Linked DNA regions of Mus musculus: region 1 is linked to region 2. A link is a loop called in an ENCODE intact Hi-C map of the cell type or tissue named here. Cell type or tissue: heart. All regions are shown on one strand.

Region 1 (5,000 bases), 160 kb after region 2:
TTGTGTGTGTGTGTGTTGCTGGGATTGAACCCGGACAAGGTGAGTACCCTTCTACCACGGACCTGTCTCCAGCCTCTCCTAGGTTCAATTGTAGTTTCACTTGTTTGTGAGCTGGGTATATGTTGAATCACAGCAGGCATGTTCTTCAATCTTCCTTTGCATCTATGTTTTATTAATTATTTTATTAATGTTAATCCATATCACACTGTGTGGCTGTCTCATTCGTCCATTCACAAATGAAGTACATCTCACTGCTGATGGACATTTGGGTTAGTTCCAGTTTGGGTGGTCACACATATCAGAAAACATTACAAATGTGTCCCAGAGAGCATCAGTATACATTATCGATAAGTAACTAGGTGTGGAAATCCAGGTACCATCAGTGTGTTTCATTTCAGTAGATAGAGCCAGTTTTCTGAAATGGCCATACTAGTAGCTTGCATTCAGATGTTCTCCATTCTCAACAAACACCTTCCTTCCTTCCTTTCTTTCTTTTTCTTGAGACAGGATTTCTCTGTGTAGCCCTGGCTGTCCTGGAACTCACTCTGTAGACCAGGCTGGCCTCGAACTCAGAAATCCGCCTGCCTCTGCCTCCCAAGTGCTGGGATTAAAGGCGTGCACTGCCACCGCCCGGCTTATCATCTACCTTTCAATGTTAGGACTCTGATGGACTTATGAGGTCTCAATGCTTCCATCCCATTGGTGCTCATGCATATGACTGTCAGAGTTGTTGCTGCATTGCCTAGGATGATGCTCACGATCCTCCTGCCCCCAGCTGTCTAGTGCTGGAGTTATAAGAATGTGCCTCCATACTATCTTTGATTAATGAGATGTAACAGAGTAAGACACAAGCTAAGACCAATCCCCTGTTTGCACAAGTTGGCAACACAGCCCCAGGTTGTTTAGAGAAGTAAACAATATATACATGAGTACCAGAGTGGGCATGTGGTGGTCAGGAGTCAAGTTTTGGACTTGACCACTGTTCCCACAGTGGGTTCCAGGGGTTGAGTTCAGGTCAGCCTTGTACAGCAAACACACTTGCCGAGTCATCTCAGCAGCCCCAAGAAGAAAACCTTTAAAACTACTGTTATTTTGACTTGTTGTATTCACTAATCCGAATACAGAGGGTGAGTTTAGAGAGATTGCTGGATCAGGTTTGAGGAAGTGACAGGTCAGCTGAGGTCCGAACATAAAAGGAGACACATGGATTTAGAGAGAAGGCATTCCAGGCAGAGGACCATTTGGTACCAGAGCCAAGGCCTTGTCAGCCTTTTATGTAATGGGGGGGCAGGTCAACCATGTCACCCATCCCTGTCCAGTTCATACTGAGTGAGCCAATTGGCAGACATGTGACCTACGCAGAACAATCACAGATCTCCAGAGTTGTTATGGCAGGGACAGGACAGAATGGGTCTTTCTCTGGGATTACAAATCTTAGGGGTTATTTCAGTGAGGGATCAAGTTGTTGGCTGGGAAGGCTTATCCAACAATAAAGTCTCCCCAAGGCCAAAAGATCAAAGCCTTTGACTTGGGGACACACATAATTGACATTACCAAGATTTAGGCATGCGAACCAGTTCAGTTTCTTTTTCTATTGACCTGAGTTTCAGTCCCTGCAACCAAGAGTACCCAGACTCAAGACTGCCACAAATCACTAGGCCCTTCCTGTGCTAGACTGGCAGTCTATATGGGATGGCTAGCTGGAAACTGGGTGTTCTCCACTCTTAAGGAGTTAAATGGCTGATTATGATGCCTGCCAAAGGGTGAAACTACAGCCTAAACTGGCACATTTGAGAGGGGAATGAGAAAACCAAGTCTCATCAAGTCCCTGGACACCCACTGCCAGGTATCTGGGAGGCTGATAATATCCTTGCCAGACTGAAAATCTAGTTCTCTATGGATGTGGCACAGGTCAGTTACAACCCTTTCAGATGACTCTCAAGTCTCTTCCCGATTTTAAAGAAGGATCTTATTCTGCAGCTTAGGTTAGTCTTGAAGTCCAGGAAGCCCTTCTGTGCAGGAAGCCCTTAGGTGTAAGCCATGTCTGTCTGTGCCTGCTTTGTTTGCAAAGATGTAGGTGGCTGCCACCAAGTGGACACTTCAGGTGACAAGACCCAGCTCCAGGGGAAAATGGGCTCCAAGGTCCTCCTCCCATACCAGTTAGTCACACAGCAGAGGCCAGCCATCTTTCTCACTGTCCCTTACTGGGAGGTGTCATGAGTGGTTAAGGGTCGGGGCTTTGGAGCTGGGTCAGAATGTTACATCTGGTTTTCCTTTTAACCTTTAACCCAGTTCTGCCGAAAATGTGAGTAGCCTTAGTGGGGGGTGCCTTTCTCATTGCCAAGGACTCAAGCTAAACTTAGGGTTCTACCTTGAGTCTGCTTTCTCCATTAAATGGTCAGGCCACTTGCCATTCAGAGAAGCAGGTCTAAACTATACTCTAAATAATCTCCTTTTTTGCATCCCTATGGTCACCATGGAATTCAAACATCTCATCTGCATAATGCCATGGTGTTACTAAGTGAAAACCCACAACATGGTCATTCCCCTGCTGGCATCCTTGAGGTGCCCTTTGATCTTGGGATAAAGGTGGAGGAGTGTGGCATCGAAGCCCCTGTACGGCTTAGACTGAGATGTCCAGGCCACCTGTTCCTGTATTCTTCCTGGTGTGCGGGCCACACCAGCCCCGTGCTCATCCAGCTCCACTTCGGCTCCAGGAACTTTGCACAATGGTTCTTTCCCTGGAAGGCTCTTGGTCAATTATGTCTCAGCTTTAGCTGTTCATCCAAACATCAGTCCTTCAGGGGACTGTTTTCTGATCCTTCAAAGGTCGGGACCTGGTGACCTTCCCATTTGCCATTGGGCCTGGACACATTAGGGCCTTGGCACATGCAGGGTAGCATGTCTCCTGGCTCTCTTAACAGCTTGGTGATGGCTTCCCTAACACACGAACCATTTTAACCACAGAGCTCAGAGGCTGTATAACAGCCAAGATAGTACAAGTCTAGTCTGGTATACCCCTGGCCTGATGATAGCAGGTTTTAAATTAGTGATCTGGGTTCTAGATGGTAAATCTATGCTCAGGATCCAAGAAAGAGACAGTTTAGGGCTGATTTGATTTTGGTGGCTACCTTCCAGAAGGCTGAGAAGTAGGAAGATCAGCTCTTGAGTTATTCACAGCTTTAAAAGAAAGCCACCAAGTATTGGACCAGTCTGATTGCAGGAGTTGCCAGTTATTAACTCTAACTAATTCTGCACCTTAAGAATGACATCGCGTTAGAGTCAGAGCTAGAGTAGGGCCTCCACCTCTAAAGTCAGGTGTGCCTGCAAACTGGCCCTAACCTTCATTAGCCGCAGTACGGGTGTCATGTCAGATGAATGAACTAAAACCAGCTGGGCAACTTCAGAAACCCACAAAGACAACCTCACTCTCTCTTGTTCCCTTATCTACCTCCCGCAACACATCTAGTCTGGTCTCCAGAACGTGCCTTGAAGGCTATAGGTACAGTTCAGTGGCAGAGTGCTTGCCTAGGTGGGTGAGGCCAGGGATACTTAGTGGAGAAAACTAAACCAAACGCCCAAATCTTTAAGATGGCTGTCCCACAGATGCAAAACAAAACTTTAGGTCCCTGCTAAGTCGGGGAACGAACTATTCCAACCTCCCCTCTGTTATCCACGTTCCTCTTCGTCGCCTGCCCTCTAGCCCTGCCAAGCTCCTCCTACCAAAGGGGTCTCTGAGCACGTCTGCTGGTCCTCTTTGTCCCTTTAAGGTTTCAACTCAGGGACAGCTGTCTTGGACTTCCCCTTCTTAGCAAGTATCGATTCACCTGCTTTGTTACGCTCCCCTTTCTCTGCATACATCCTACAGAGACGTATGCTGCTGTGCATCCTGCTGTGTCCATCTGCCCTGGGCAGAGGTTCTCAGGAACTGACTTGTGCAGACAGACTTTCTGATGCTGGCATCTCCTGTGGCCAGGAATCCCTGCTGCTTCTGGGGTTTGATCCTCATTAATGAATAACTCTTTAGGTTTCAAGCTCCAACTGCTCTCCTCTTGTCCCAAAGCTCCAAGCCGGTGCCTGAGGCTCTTGGGTTCTGCCAAGCTAAGGCCACACCTCAGCAGAGCAGGGAGGAGGGTCTCTGGGCTGAGCCAGAGTGGGAAACTTGGAGGGCCTGGTAGGCTGCAGCTGTGAGTGGGAGTTTAGCATGCTGGCAAACCACCCAGGGCGCTGCACCCTGCCAGCAGCGTGGGCAGGAAGAGGGCACAGGGCACAGTTCTAACAGCGCATTTACTTTCCCCCTTCTGTAAGGCCCAGGGAGCTTGGTCAAGATCAAGTCCGACACTTTTTCTTCATTCTTCCTTCAGCCACTTCAACAGCTGCGGTGCAAAGTAGGTGATGATGATGTCGGCACCTGTACAGACAACAGAAAATGGGAGGGATGTGACATCAGCTACCAGCACAGTTGGGAGACAAGGGCCAGGCAGAGGAAGACCACCAGGGAGAGGTATGGCCTGGTGACACAGCCTAGGGCTGAGTCTGGCTGTAGCCAGCTCCAGACACTGAACAAGTCATTCTCTTGTCGTGGGCCTTGATTTGCTGATAGATGGCAAGTGCAGAGGAAGATGCAGGCAAGTATAAGCCTGACTGCTCTGCTGGTCCAGTGCAGCCCTGAGACCAGACTACAGACCCTACTTCTTAGCTGAGGTTCTTTCTCCTCTTGCCCAGTTACCCAGCCAGGGCCGACTAAGCTCAGACCCATTGTCTCACCAAAGGTTTCAGTGATGAGCTACAGTGCCCAAGTTGCTTGTGTCTGTGGACCTTTCTGGTGAGGGGGAGAACAGGAGTCTGCTGTTAAATCCCTGGCCGTGGAGCCTGAATGACCAGGATGGTGAATGATATTAACCAAACCTGCTCCCATTTACAGAGTAATAAGCATACACTACATATTATCGCAGGTACTCCTCCAGACAAATACGTACCGGGTATGGACAAGGACCGTG
Region 2 (5,000 bases):
CTGATCAACTGCTCAGCCTTATTTTCAGGCTTCAAAGGATAAATATTGGTCTTTAACATAGGCAAAACGATGGAATGCACTGACAGAATGACGAATGATCATTAGCTATCCAACAAAGAGCATCCTTGACTGTTTACTCTAAAGCTTTCCAGCTCTTACACTAGAACCGTCACAAAGGAGATGTCTAAAGCAAGCATTCCGAACAACAGCACTTGTTTTAATGCATAACAGTAAGCAAACTAGGGCCATCTACTCAATCCTAGTCATACACACTCAGTTATCATCAGTAGACATTCTTATCATCTAACACATAAGTCTCTATCCAACAGATAAGAAACAGACCCGAGGCATTAACAATTCTTGGGATGTGGCGTATAAATCAATGTGGGTCTTCTCACCTCTCTGCTTGTGTGGTTCCCCAGGACAGCCGCTCCAAATTTGCCCTGCTTTGCATATTGACCATTTATGCTATTGAAACAAGAATACAACAAATATCAGAATCCCTTTCAACCATGAAGAGCCAGTTCTCTGATCTGAAACAGCTAGTATTTGGTCTTTAGGAAAGGTGAGAGGTGGGCAACTTTTAATCTAAAGTTCTTCTGCAACTTCTATTTCTTTGAGACAGGGTCTCATTGGTACAACTCTGGCAGATCTAGGAATCACAGAAAACCTACAGACTCTGCCTCTCAAGTGCTGGGATTAAAGGTGAGAGCCATCACACCCAGCCCCAACTTTTTATTCTTCAGTCATCTATTATCCATAGTATCCCTAAAATCTCAGAAAGTTGCTGTGGAGGGCCCAAACATTAACAACATAGACAAAATAATGCTGAGTTTCTCTGAGGAACTAGGCTACGATGAGCACAGGCTTCTGAGGAAGGACAGGAACTGCAGCCGGCTGGTCCACAGCCTCCCCAGCTCTGAGGGCTTTCTCTTCCAACTACTTACTAGCGGTATGCATGCACTGCAGTGGCAAACAGCACTGAGGACGTGCCTGTGGTAGCTGGGGCTGGCTTTGGTGCTGTCTGATTTCCTGAAGATGAAGAAAACAAAGATGCCATTCATTTTTTTTATTTTTAACCTCAAAACTAGCCTCAAAAATCCCACTTCATGCTTTACAGTTAGTGTAACAATGCTTTCATTACCACTATCCTCATTGGATCCAGAGATAGCTCTGTGGCCTTGTCAGGTACTGAGGAAACAGACTCTAAATAACAGTAGATGAGGCTAGACTCACACTAGCCCCAACATCATACATCAGACAAATTTTCTGGCTATACAAGAAGTCTAGAAAACAGACATACTTTACTACTTTCTTTTCTCTTTTCAATGCTCTGATAGCTAAGGTATATACAAGTAAAGCTATTTCCTCTCTAGTATCAGGAATGTAGGGTGATAGTGTAAACAAGAGTTCCTAGGGGGAACTCTAGCTGATACTTCCTACAAGGCTGATCAACTGATTAGAAGGCCAGTAACTTGTGGAGGTAGGAATGTTCTTGTAGGTTCAGACCCCAATTACGACCTATCCTGGGCTGTCTTCAGCCCCTTAATAGCCCTCCCTTGCCCACTCCTATCTAACAGATGGAGCCTTTTGGAATCTATTGACTTAAAAAACCACTAGCTTCCGCAAACCAAAAGGCTAAGAATGTCATCAGATAGCATCTGAGGCTTACAGCAGAGATTTTTCTCAGTCTGTTTGAACCTCATGTCTCCACCACAGCAGTGAAAAGTGTCTTGATTTGTTACTCTGTTTGTTCTGTACCCATAAAACTTGACCAAGCTGTTACCATATTGCAACATGAGATTTGAGGAGACCTCAATCTGTGTTCCTGGACCACAGTGGCTCATATTTGGCCTCAGAATAAATTCTTGTCCCCTTTGAAGTGATGACTATATTTTTACATCAACACTCAATCACACTCATTGCCTATATCGATCAAGGGCTTTATATAATGTTTTAAAATAGCATATTAAGAGTAAATTGCAGCAGGTAGAGGTGGCGCATGCCTTTAATTTCAGCCCTTGGGAGGCAGAGGCAGGTGGATTTCTGAGTTCGAGGCCAGCCTGGTCTACAGAGTGAGTTCCAGGACAGCCAGGGCTACACAGAGAAACCCTGTCTTGAAAAAGAAAAAAAAAAAAAAGTAAATTGCATTTTGATATTGTTTTGGTTTTTGTCTGTCTCTTTGTCTGTCTGTCTAATGGAGACAGGGTCTCCTTTATGTAGTCCAACCTAGCCTGGAACTTATGGTCTGTCTCATCTCCTGAGTGCTGAAACAACAGGTATTCACTACCATACCCAGTGCTAAACTCCCCAGATCCATGTCTAGATAGAAAAGTAATGAGAGAGCACTAAGGAAAACTCACTGAGCTTGCTTTCAAAACCTTCTCTCTTGTTTTTCTGTTTGAACACCTCCTCTCAATTTCAGAGTACAAGTACATTGTAGAAAGTCAGACAGACATGAAACCACAATGAAAATAGAAACCACCTAGAACCTCATCAACCAAAATTAGACATCAGTAAACTCAAGTGTTTGTTCTGAGTCCTTTCTGTGTACACATAAGCTCTGCAGCAGCTTTTTTAGTATTTTAAAACAAATAAAGATTCAACTTGGCCTCTTCCACTTCTCCCTGACTACATTAGAAGTCTTCTCTATAGTCTCCCAAACAAACCTAGGCGGGCGGCACACAGCTACTGCCTGAAATGCTGCCTCTTGACAGCTACACAAAACACTACGACGACTGACTCTAAGAATTTTCCTCATTTCTTAGTGTGCTACATTTCTTTGGACAGATACCAAATTTTCTCTGTTATACATAATGCTATGAAGAATATCTTTAAAACACACTTTTTGGAAGTGGGGGTTGACTCTTTTCTTAAACAAAGTTTCTGATAAGAGAATTCTGAGATGAAGTAGCATAAATAGTGACTGTCTTGGCTCTCCACTGCCCCAGAGAGCGTCCTTTGGGAATGCCTCAGCAATTTACACTCCTCCCATCAAGAGTACAGCTGGACTGCTCCACATCACCAGCAAGGGAAAACTGTCTTTTTAAATCTTCACCGAGAAAGGACAACAGGAAAGGGGCGTACCATGCCACTGCTGCTTTATGTGACCTGACTGATTTCGGGGAAGTGGAAAGTAAACATGTCCCAGGATCCAGAAACAGGATGCTAGCTTAGAAAGACTGTGAATGAGCTCTGACAACGAAGGACACTGTTATTTACTTATGTTCTATGTTTTCTTACTGTGATTAGAAAGCTATATGCAGCTAAGTTTAGTGTGCACTTTGTGGTTGTATACAGTACTCTGGTAAATCTTTACTCCTGATGAAGCAATCTAGGGGAGTGGATGGAAAGGCCAGCGTTACATAATGTACATAATCTAGACAAGTGTGAAACCCAGAAAAAAAAGTCACTAGCAGGGGAGGCCAGCCCAGCATCCTCCTCAGGGCCAGGGCAGCTTCTTGCAGTCCTCTCGGGCTATAATTACCAGAGCTCATATCCTGGAAAGGAAAGGCTGCTTCTGCCAGGGACACTGGCAGAGCATGGCCATCATCCTGTGACTCTCCTATTGGCTCAGGATTCCTCCTTCTCTCAAGTCAGCATTATTCTCACTCTTGGACTTGGCATTCAAGAGGAAATCTTATAATGTGTAGTCTTGAAAAAAAAATTTTTTTTGAGCAAAGTTTCCTCAACTTAGCCTCCTTGTTCAGGAAATGATTAGATATTTTCCTTATCTTCATTATTCATTAGTGAATTTACCTTGAGTCCTTTTTAATCTCTTCATTAAAAAAAAAAAGGCTTTCTTCAACCAACCTACTGTATCTTTAAAGGTAAAATCTCTGATTATTTACTCCTATATGCCTTCTAGCTTCTCCTTCACTTGAAAAATAATTTTTCACAGGAAAAAAAATAAATCTACCTACTTTTATGAAGAAAAAGAAAACAAAAACCATCAAGGGCAACAACAAAACTGGACCTACATGATTGAAGGAGACAGCTGACTCCTACAAGTCATCCTCTGACCTCCAGACCTGAGTCATGGCATGCACATGCCTATATACATGCATATATGCATGCATATGACTACATGCATACACAATCAATCAGTACATGGGGTGGGTCAAGACAGGGTTTCTCTGCATAGCTCTGGTTCTCCTGGTATACCAGGCTGGCCTCGAACTCACAGAGATCTTCCTGGCCATGCCTCCCCACTGCTAGGATCAAAGGTGTTATGCCACTACACCCCAGGCAATCAATCCATTTTTTCTTATTAGAAAAAAAAAAATCAAGCTATTTCATCAGATAAGCCTGAGATGGTTTGTTTTCCTCTACACTTCTATGGTCAGACACTTAAATCAGAGTCAGAATCGCACAGCCAAGGAAGAAAGGAGTGAAATACACAAGGAACACTTAGCCTGAAGGGTTGTGGCAGGGTACAATTTGATCTTGTTCCCACTTCCTAAATCCTTTGTAGTTTGCTGAGTAGTAAGAGTAGAAGTGTGTTTTGAGAAATCTATTTGGCTCTTGCGTAATGCCCCTCAGAATTTCCTGGAGTCTTTTGTGATTAGTCCCTTTAGTCATAACTGAGTTTATGCATTGTCAGGCATGGAGACATATGCTTGCAATCCCAGCCTGTATGAGGCAGAGACAGGAGGATCTCAAGCTAGAGACCAGCCTGATCTACGTGTTGAGCCCAACAGAAGAAACCAAAATAGTTACTCATTTTAAATTCCATATCACCAAGGACAAAACCAACATTTTAAGCTGAAATTTTAAATAAAGAGAGATAAATAATACCTAAATCCCCAAATTTCATGTGGCTGTGTCTGGTGTCATGTGAGATGCCTCACACAGACCAGTTTTTATGGCCTATTTTCCTCTTTTACCAGATAAGGAACTTCAAAATGGCTAATCTACTTTTCTGGATTTTGGATTCTTCATCTCCTTTTTGTCTATATAAAGCCAAAGTCCTGTTCTCAATTCATCAGAACACCTCATTT

What was found. A loop is a pair of places that touch in the nucleus more often than their neighbours do. Peaks named below come from ENCODE experiments on the same cell type or tissue, not always from the same donor. Only the 100,000 strongest peaks of a DNase experiment are listed, where the experiment ranks them.
Region 1: a loop joins it to region 2, with 6 times the contacts of the local background. A loop is called at or near these places in 11 of 42 quality-filtered maps.

Annotation. Positions count from the first base shown.
Region 1 is chr4:62,504,900-62,509,899 of GRCm38, forward strand. It overlaps Alad (aminolevulinate, delta-, dehydratase), which reads right to left. Exons shown (of 12, transcript NM_008525.4): 12 at 1,085-4,411. The coding sequence ends at 4,350. Among named protein-coding and RNA genes, the nearest start is that of Hdhd3, 5.2 kb to the left of the region's middle. In heart, a CTCF peak has its summit at 2,096 (motif pointing left); DNase peaks (open chromatin) are centred at 1,272 and 2,202.
Region 2 is chr4:62,345,110-62,350,109 of GRCm38, forward strand. Fkbp15 (FK506 binding protein 15) reads right to left here. Exons shown (of 28, transcript NM_001045528.2): 3 at 948-1,032; 4 at 399-468. Among named protein-coding and RNA genes, the nearest start is that of Fkbp15, 13 kb to the right of the region's middle. In heart, no CTCF peak of the experiment used is centred here; a DNase peak (open chromatin) is centred at 3,052; H3K27ac peaks cover 626 bases.